2 separate regions of the Homo sapiens genome follow, and region 2 is linked to region 1. A link is a contact called in ENCODE Hi-C or POLR2A ChIA-PET data. All regions are on one chromosome and are shown on one strand. The core of a region is the stretch at or near the end of the contact, and the rest is flanking DNA. Distances in the headings are between cores, read along the strand shown. Region 1 overlaps CNGB1 (cyclic nucleotide gated channel subunit beta 1). Region 2 holds the start of SPMIP8 (sperm microtubule inner protein 8).

Region 1 (4,910 bases), core at 2,387-4,886:
TTTTTTTTAAGCAATTCAGCATCCTCAATGATAGGGGTGGGCTGCTTTGGAGTAGTAGATTCAAGGCTTGCCTACCAGAAGATGGAGGCCGGGGTGGCACCCCTTACTGTTGGATGACCTCCATGCCACCTCATCTCCTCTCTGTGCCCACCTCAAGCCAGGGAGAGGAGAGAAGGACAACAGTGGACGTCTTCCCGTGAAATGTTCTGTCCTGCCTGGTTGGACTGATCTCAGAGGCAGCTCTGCACCGTGTCAACCACAAATAAACAAACAAGCCAATCAAAAGGGCAAGCAGGCATGTCTGGCTTGGGTTAAGTCAGAAAGTGACAGGGGTTAGTCCAGGGTGCCAGTATGTTCCTGAGCTCTTTGTCATCAGGGAGTGAGCAGTAGCAGCCCAAAGGCCACTACGGGGACCTTGTCACAATCAATGGATCCAGACAGCCCTCCCTCCACCCTAGCCTCTGAGGATGACTATCTGCACCTGGAGCTTCTTTCCTGAAATGGAATTTGCTGAGCAGCAAACTGTCAAGGTCAGTGGGTTCTGTCTGCAATCAGCACCCACATTACTCTTCTATTCCATTTCCCTCCTTTCACTCCCCTCCACTCCGATCCCAGACTCCCTGTCCAAGCCTCTCGGCCTAGAGATCTGAGCAAGTGACTTGTTTAAACTAAGGTTTATAAGGTTTTACCTGTATAAAAACAATGTGCCTAAAGAAAGGAATATATGTTTAACCCAAAGAAATGAATTGCTGGCCAGGCACAGTGGCTTATGCCTGTAATCCCAGCACTTTGGGAGGCCGAGGTGGGCAGATCATTTGATATCAGGAGTTTGAGACCAGCCTGGCCAACATAGCAAAACCCCGTCTCTACTAAAATACAAAAAGTAGTCAGGCGTGATGGCGTATGCCTGTAATCCCAGCTACTCGGGAGGCTGAGGCACAAGAATTGCTGGGAGGCAGAGGTTGCAGTGAACTGAGATCATGTCACTGCATTCCAGCCTGGGTGACAGAGAGAGACTCTGTCTCAAAAAACAAACAAACAAAAAAAAAACAAAAGAAAAGAGAGAAAGAGGAAGAGAAAGAGAGAGAAAAAAATAAATGAATTGCTAATTGTGGTGGAATTTTAGGCAGGAAGAGAAGGGGGCTACAACCCCTCAAGTCACTATCACAAAGCAGGATGAAGGTATTGATCGGCAGAGGAAAAGGAGATGGTTTTCCATAAGCAACTAGTGGTCCACACTATGACCACAGCACCCAGGCAGGAAGACAGCCCCAGCCATGCAGAAGCACACGCCACAGATATGAGAATGCTGGGTGGGCAAGATCGTGCTACCTAGTTGGCGGATGGAGCTCCTGGTCTCCTTGGCGAAGCTGGAGTTGGACAAGCTGGTTCTCCGGGAGGTGAGGACAGGGATGCGGGTGATTGGGATGCGGTAGCTGGGCACATTAGGGAGATGCTCTACCAGGTTTTGGAGGGCAGAGGCAGAGGCCACCTGGCCAGGTATCTGGTCCTGGACTAGGCAATTCAGCTCCATGTTCTGACATGGTGTAGCCATGGTGCTGGGGCCAGAGAGTCTCAGGCAGAGGAGTGACCCTGGGGACTGCAATTAGGAGCACAGAGTTGGAGGAGACAATAGGTGGGGGTCCTCCCACCAGCCTAACACGACCAGCCTGGTGCCTACCTGCATTTTCAGCAGTGCTACCCAAAGCCAGAAGCATCGCTCTTGTCCCTGGAGTTCAACGTCTAATGTGTCATCAGGTCATGTGGCTGGCCCACCCAGGAGCACCGAGGGACAGCCCAGGAGGCCCCCAACTTCCCATGCTCCCTCCACTTACCAACCACCGGCAGCATTTCCCAAAAATATTAGAATCAAAGAACCCAGAACTCACAGAATCTCAGATTCTTAGACCCAAGAAACCCAGGACTCGAACATTCTTAGCCTGGTAGAATTTTCCAGTCCAAAGCAGCCCTGGAGGTCAACTAATTTCACTTCCAACCAGAAGCAGTAACTCTTCCTATGGCCCTGGTTCCCCAACTGGGCTGTGCATTGGAATCACCTGGGAAGGTTTGACAATTTCTGTTACCCAGGCCCATTCCCAGAGATTCTGACTTAATGGCTGGGATGAGGCCTGGCAGCAGGAATTTTTAAATCTCCCCAGGTGATTCCAATGGGCTGTCAGGTTTGAGGACCAGGGCTCAAGGCTATTGCCCCTCAAACACAAATGTGCAGACAAATCACCAGGAGATCTTGTTACCACGAGGAGTCTGATTTAGCAGGTCTGGATCGCGGCCCAAGTTACTCATTTCTAACCAGCTCCTGGGTTACGCCAAAGCTGCTGGGTCTAGGTCCATACTTTTGAGTGCAAATGGCTATGCCTCAGCATTTCTCAGAGTGTGGGTCCCAGACCACCTGCTTCCAAATCACCTGGGAAGGGGCAGAACCCACCCCACTGAACCAAGCCTGCACCTGTTTGCTCCTGGTCTTTTTCATCCATGTGGGGACCCAGCCCCAGGCCTGGACTTAGTAGGAATTCCTATAAATATGTGTTGAAGTTAACAGAGAACACTTTTCAAAGACCAAGTAGGGAGCAAGCTCAGGATACCCAGGGTTAGGACACTTGGGTCCAGTCCCATTTCAACCACTCGCTGGCCGAGACACATCCTCGTCCCAATATTGACTCCTCCCTCAGTGCCAGCCACAGTTTGGGGTGCCTTGGACACATTGTCTCCCCTACTCTGCCCAGCAACCTGTGAGCTAGGTACTATTATTGCCCCTTTTTTCTTGATTTGGAAGTCATGGTTCAGACAGGTCACAGAACTGGCTCTGGGTCACACAGCAAGGAAGAGAGAAAGGAGCCAGGAGTGAAATGCAGGTCTGTGCCTTGACCTCTTGGCCAAATCCGCACACACAGAGCCTCAGTTTTCTCATCTGTAAAATGGTCTGTCTGCCTCACAGAGCGGCTGAAGACCCATTGCGTGGGGAATGTGGAGTGTAAGGCACGCAACACCTGCCGGCCAGGGGTTGGGTCCCACCTGTCCCAGCTCCAGGGTCCAGCTGTTGCTGGACTCCTTGGGACTCTTTCTCCGCCATTGCTTGAGTTCTCAGGATTGAGGGCAGGGTGGTAAATCACAGCAAAATGTATGTGCTGGGTACAGCTGGAGATCAGGAAAAGCTCATAAAGAGACATGGAGTCCAGGACACTCTGTTAGGAAGTTCTGGTTCCAGTTTTCACTCAGCTATGTGATGTCTGAGCCAAACCCTCACTGGGCGGTAGCCCAAGAGCTGCATCCTCATTGAGCGGAAGTGGCAGGAGAGGCTGGCAGGAGGGACTGGCTGGGAGGGGCTGGTTAGGAGGGGCCTGCAGGAGGGGCTGGCAGGGAGAGGCTGGAAGGAAGGAGTTGGCTGGGATCGGGATTTCCCCGGCGCCACTGGGAGTCCTGGGCCTCAGTGAAATTCCTTAGAACCTTTGAGATGTATCAGTAGGCTCTGATAATGTGGCCCCAAGACACCAAGGATGGGATTTTCCTGAAGACAGGGTGGCTGAGGGGGCAATGGGGGGAAGGAGATGGAGGGAGAGGAGGAGGGGTTGCCCCTGCACGAAGGCTGCCTCCAGCCTAAAAGGACCTCAGACATTCTTGCGCAACCCATCACCACCACCACCACACCTACCTCCTGAACTGGCAGCCTCGGCCTCAGCCTCAGGCTCCTCCTTGGTCTCCGCCCAGTCCTGGGGCTCCTTTTCAGCCTCCTCTTCAGCCACCTCCTCGGCCTCCTCCTTGGCCTTCTCTTCAGCCTCCTTCTTGGCCTCCTCCCCAACTTCCTCCCACAGCTTCTGCAGAGAATAAAGTGAAAACAGAAACTGTGACCATCAGCCCCCAGCCCTAGTCTCAGCAGCTCCTGTTAGATCTGCCTTCAGAAGTCCACATGGGCCCAGTTCTGCTTCTTGCCCTGCCCAGCCAGTCAGGTCCTGCCAGCCCACCTTCTGGGCATCCTGGGAGTAGCCTACAACCTGTAGAGGGCAGTGCACCCAGGACCTACGGGTCCTAACAGCTGGACGTGTCACCTGTGATGAGGGACACTCGCAGCCTGGCACATGGGGGAACAAAGCATCGACAGCACCACTCTTCACAGTGTGCAAGCCCTTTTGGGTCCTCCTACAGGCCCAAGGGAGGCGTCTGTAGCCCCCTCGTGCACAGGTGGCCACTGGGACCCAGAGTGGGGAGGCGACTTGCCCCAAGCCAGGCACCCACAGGAGGACTCGAGCTGGGTCCACCCGTCTCCCCACCCACGGCCTGGGCCGCTATCTGACCCCTGCCAAGAGGGGGCCTCGCAGGACCCGCCACCCTGCTCCCTCTGTCCTGCGGGCATCTTACCAGCCAAAACTCCCCCTGTAAGCAAAGTGGACAAGGTCCCCATCCTTCCACCAATGCCAAGCCAGGCCTCAGAGGTGCCAGTGCCTGGTGCTTCTCATACCTGATCTGAAGTGCTCTGGGGCCGGGTCCCGTCTTCTTCACTCTGGCCCACGCCCACCTGCGACACCACACAGCTATCCAGCAGCACCCTGTGACCCGGGGCGGGGTGGGGAGGATAAAAGGACTGGGTTAGGGTGTTAAAGGTTTCCCCAGCCCTGCTGAGGGCCACGCTCTGTGCCAGGAGCGGAGGGTACAGAGATGCCCAAGAACCAGTCTCAACCTCAGGAGCCTCCAGGGCAGTGTCCTACTAACAATCACCCCATCTGAGACATGCACTCAGCAAGGCACTGTGAAGGACATGCCACAACTCTGCTAGGAAGGAGGGCTTCCTAGAGGAGGTGGCCTGTAAGCTGAGCCTCCAGGATGATGATTTTACCACAAAGAATGGTGGGGAGGAAAAGGTTGTCCAGGAAATGAGAACAACATGTGCGAGAAAT
Region 2 (4,892 bases), core at 1,820-4,319, 37 kb after region 1:
GAGGCCTCAGCTTGCAGATGATGCTTAAAGCCACAGGACTGACTGATATCACCTCGGAAACCCAAGGAAACAAAGATGACCAGAGGTGGCACCTGGAACACGGGCTCACTCAGAGGATGCAAAAAGAGCAGGAGCTGGTAAAGGAGCCTGAAGGAGCTGCCAGGGATGGGGATGGAGAAGCAGAAGCATGGGGTGAGGTGAAAGCCAAGAGTAGTGGCTGTGTTGGGGTGAGGGAATGATCCAAGGGGCCACTGTCTGAGCTGAGACTTGAAATGCGTCCTGAGATTGGGCAACTTAGAGGCAGTTGGAGCCCCTGCAGAGTGGGAAGGAGGGAAAATTAGATGAGCCTGAGGGAACAGTAGTGGGCTCTAGGGTGGGGAAAATGAGCAAAACACAGCCACACACAGTGGCTAAAGTTTGGATGAAACTCATGTGCATATATATGGAGAGAAAGAAGCCAGATTCAAAAGAAGACCCCAGTGATCCATGCATACAAAATTCCCAAAAGGCAAAATTAGTCTGTCCTGTCTATGGCTACAAACACAAGTACATTTGCCACCTCTAGTTTTCTATAAAGCCTAGAGTTGTTAAATAAAGTTTTCCATAGTTGCCCATAAATAAAAGCACAGGTTGTACTACAAGATGGGAGAGTGGTTCCTTCTTGCTGGGTTGGGGGTTGTAATTGGGAAGGTGTATGTGGAAGCTTCTAGGGACTGGCAGGGCCAATGTCTTGCTTTCTTTTACTAACTTGGCTGGCATCTATTTTTCAAAACAAGCTTATGGGAATATATATGCCATAAAATTCACCCATGGTAAGTATACAACTCAATGACTTTTATATTACTTATTATTTATTTATTTATTTAAGACAGGGTGTCACTCTATCACCCAGGCTGGAGTGCAGTGGCGTGATCATAGCTCACCGCAGCCTCGACCTTCTGAGCTGAAGTGATTATCCCACCTCAGCCTCCCAAGTAGCTGTGACCACAGGCACATGCCACCATGCCCATTTAATTTTCATATTTTTTGTAGAGACAGGGTTTCGCCATGTTTCCCAGGCTGGTCTCGAACTCCCGGGCTCAAGCAATCCACCCACTCGGGGTTCCCAAAGGGCTGGAATTACAGGCGTGAGCCACCGCCCCGGCCTAACTCATGATTTTTAACACATTGACTGAACTGTGCAACTCTTGCCACATCTGGTTTTAGAACATTCCCGTTGCCCCAGTAAGACCCCTCACACCAGATGATAACCACTCTTCATTCGTACACCCCAGTCCCAGGCAACCACACATCTGCTTTCTGCGTCTATAGATTTGTCTTTCCTGGACATTTTATATAAATGGGTCATACAATATGTGAGTTTTCACATCTGGCTTCTTTGATGTAGCGTAATGTTTTATGAGGTTCATCCACCTCGTAGCTTGTATCAGAACTTCATTTCTTTTCATTGCCCAAGAGTATTGCATGGTATAGACGCACCACAGTTTATCCACTCATCAGTGGACACAGGTTGTTTCCACTTTTTGGCGATACATCATGTTGCTATGAACATTTGTGTGCAAGTCTTTGTGAAGATATATACTTTTTTTTTTTTGAGACGAAGTCTTGCTCTTGCCGCCCAGACTGGAGTGCGATGCTGCGATCTCGGCTCACTGCAACCTCCGCCTCCCAGGTTCAAGCGATTCTCCTGCCTCAGCGTCCTGAGTAGCTGGGATTACAGGCTTGCACCACCACGCCCAGCTAATTTTTGTGTTTTCAGTAGAGACAGGTTTTCACCATGTTGGCCAGGCTGGTCTCAAACTCCCAACCTCAAGTGATCTGCTCACCTCAGCCTCCCAAAGTGCTGGGATTACAGGTGTGAGCCATCGTGCCTCACAATATACTTTCATTTCTCTTGGGAAGCCTCCTGGGGTAGAATCTTCCAGATGACCCAATCATATGGTACATTTCTGTTTCATTTTTTAAGAAACTGATAAACTGTTTTAAAAGTAGTACTCCATGTCTTGACCAGGGTGGGTGGTAGTTATACGGGGTCTCATTTTGTAAATTATTAGTTACATTAGATATTTATTCACTTTCTGTATTTCTTCTATTTTATAACTTTAAAAGAGTCAAGAAATAAATTGGGGGTGGGGTGGTGAGTGGAGTCAACTCTGGGAAGGTTTTTTGTAAGGGGTAGCAGTTAGGAATGCTGTTCTGGAAGCTGTATGGAGCACTGGAGGAGGAGCAACTGGGGAAACAAATCCTACAAGAATTTCACAGGAGGGGCTCCAAGACCCATCAGGTTCAGCCCCTGGGCAGGTATATGCAAAAGCACATGCCAATATATGCAAATAAGTTAGGATCTCCTGGGGTTTCCTCACCTTGGGGGTCTGTCTCTAATGGTTGTGACCAGGATGGTGGGCAGGCCCCAGGGCTTTGGGGTGCTGGCCTTGGGCACTCACAGCCTGGCTTTTCTGGGAGCCTGCAGTCCTGCAGGGGCTGAGGGTGGAGTATCATCTGCTAATCCCTGGCCTGCTGAGTCCACCACTCTCCCTGATCCCCTCACGCTTACCCTGGATACTGGCCACAGCTAATCTCCACTCCTGGAGACTCAAGGGCTGGCAGACAGTGCAGTGCCCTCTTCCCTGAGGGTTCCAGGGAGGGGAGATCCCTCTCAGCATCCAGATCCTCCTAACGGCAGATCCTAGAGTCCTTGCCTAACACAGAGGAGAGCCTTGAGTCCCAGAGAGAGGCGGTAATTAGCCCAGGATTACACAGCCTGCAGTGGGCTCAGTAGCCATTTCTGGCCTGCCTTGGCCTGACTACCTCCAGGGAACCCCAGCTCCCCATCTGACATTTCCCAAGATGCCTGGCCTGTGCTAAGGCCTGGGAGACCACAGCCTTCAGGAAGGCTGGAAGGGAGTGGCCAGAGCACAGGAATTCTGGCACAGGCTCTTGTTAGAGCCTGTAGTTGCCAGGGTTGCTAAGGAGTGGGTGCCTCAGAATCAGGCTGCAATGGGCATTGTCTGTGCACAATGTTCCTTTATTCTGCTGCTGTCCATAATAAGGGCTCGTCCACCTCCCTTCCTCTTCTGCCCATTGAGCAGTCAAAGAACTGAAAGTCCTTATAAGCCTGTGCACCTGGGCCTGGGCCCTACAGATAAGGTAGCTGCTATTGGTGAGTCAGAAGCAGGGAGCCCTTGCTCTCTTCCCCATATCCGTGATCCCCCTCCCTGTCCCTCCCCAGGCAGTCACATCCCCTAAGGCAGCTTCCCCATGCCTTGTCACCATGCCCCCTCCCTGCTCCTCCATGATCTAAGGTCCTCTCTCCTCCTGCCACCCTAGCTTCCACCTCCACCTCTCACCTCTAACTCAGGGTCAGGAAGAAAGCAAGCTGTCTCAACAAATTCTCACTAAAGTGTAAATGACTGAAAGGCTCCTGGGACTATCTGCTTTTTAAAGGGAGGCACTGGGTATCCAGTAATGCTTTTCTAGTTTAAATATATCATGTTGCTCCCCTTCCTGAAAATCTTTCTGAGTCAATCTGTAGAATTTTGGGTAAATAGCTAGGGCAAGTCCATAATTATTCACCCAGAGGTATACGGCATACTAAGCTACATTCTGAACCCGCTTGCTGCTGCACTTTCCTGCTTATTATTTAAGAATAGACTCGCCAGGCAAGGTGGCTCACACCTGTAATCCCAGCACTTTGAGAGGCTGAGGCGGGTGGATCACTTGAGGTCAGGAGTTCGAGACCAGCCTGGCCAACACAGTGAAACCCCGTCTCTACTAAAAATACAAAAACTAGTCACATGTGGTGGTGGATGCCTATAATCCCAGTTCCTCAGGAGGCTGAGGCAGGAGAATCACTTGAACCCAGGAGACAGAGGTTGCATTGAGCCAAGATGGCGCCACTGTACTTCAGTCTGAGCAGAAGAGTGAGACTGTCTCAAAAAAAAAAAAAAAAAGAAAAGAAAGAAAGAAAAAAAAACGAATAGACTCAAATACCACCTCTTTTAGACCATTCCTTGAATGTCCTAACCCCAGCCTCCCCAGAAACACACACTCTGTACTGACCTCCCTCACAGCCATGGCACAATGTGAGTGTGTGTGTGTGTGTGTGTGTGTGTATGTGTGTGTTGGAAGGGGAGTGGGAGGGTTGTCTCTGTTATCTTCTGTTATCTGAATGTTCCTGCCACCTCATGCTGAGCTCCAGAAAAATGGCCTGGCACACAGTAGGTGCTAAATAAATGTTTGGCAAGTAGACATCGGCACTGGCCAAGGTTGTTTTCATGCAGAGAAGGGTGTCTGGCCAGCATGAGCCCAGGGTGAGCCCCTTAGAACCCTCTGCCCCCCAGCTATGGCCCGCATCATTGACCTGGTGCCCTGGGACGATGGCTCCACACATGTGTATGCCTCCCCGGCCATCCTGCTTCCCATGGAGCGGCAGCGCAACCAGCTGGCGGGCGTGAAGCAGCAGCTCTACCACCCAGCCCTGCCCACCCTGCGCCACATGGACAGGGACACCGTCAAGGCCTGCCTTCCTGATGAGCACTGCCAGTCCACCACCTACTGCCGCAAAGGTTAGGACACCAGTGTAGGATCCCCTTTGGGGAAGGGGCAGATGGTTTCAGGAAAGAGGGAGACAGATGCAAGGATGAAAGAGGCCAGTCCCAGCTCTGCTGCTCCCTGCCCAGGACACTTTGGCCAGGTCTGAGCCTCTGTTTACTGCTCAGTACAATGAGGATAATTGACAAGGCCTACCTCAAAGTGTTGTTGTGGGGTTAGAAGGAGATAAGGCACAAAAAACACTTAGAGGCTGGGCGCAGTCCCAGCACTTTGGGAGGCCAAGGCAGGCTGATAACCTGAGGTCAGGAGTTTGAGACCAGCCTGGTCAACATGGTGAAACC

What was found. Hi-C counts contacts between places; a loop is a spot of excess contacts on that map. ChIA-PET counts read pairs that join two places held with the same protein, here RNA polymerase II (POLR2A). Pooled maps may share reads with other maps.
Region 2: a map of heart right ventricle shows a loop between it and region 1 (2.1-fold over the local background). The contact joins the promoter of SPMIP8 here to the enhancer-like site in region 1. A Hi-C loop is called at or near these places in 6 of 168 maps with a recorded cell type or tissue (Right ventricle myocardium inferior, adrenal gland, astrocyte of the cerebellum and 3 more) and 3 of 50 pooled maps. POLR2A ChIA-PET finds 5 or more read pairs at or near these places in 8 of 52 experiments (BJ, H1, K562 and 4 more).

Annotation. Positions count from the first base shown.
Region 1 is chr16:57,935,760-57,940,669 of GRCh38, forward strand. It overlaps CNGB1 (cyclic nucleotide gated channel subunit beta 1), which reads right to left. Exons shown (of 33, transcript NM_001297.5): 15 at 4,475-4,562; 16 at 3,671-3,833. Among named protein-coding and RNA genes, the nearest start is that of CNGB1, 33 kb to the right of the region's middle. RefSeq lists enhancers at 3,044-3,871, 3,872-4,699. Within about 2 kb of position 3,637, at least 5 of the 41 ENCODE cell types and tissues checked have a DNase peak (open chromatin) inside an H3K27ac peak, as active enhancers do.
Region 2 is chr16:57,973,475-57,978,366 of GRCh38, forward strand. It overlaps SPMIP8 (sperm microtubule inner protein 8), which reads left to right and starts at 3,070. Exons shown (of 8, transcript NM_199456.3): 1 at 3,070-3,160; 2 at 4,341-4,565. The coding sequence starts at 4,343.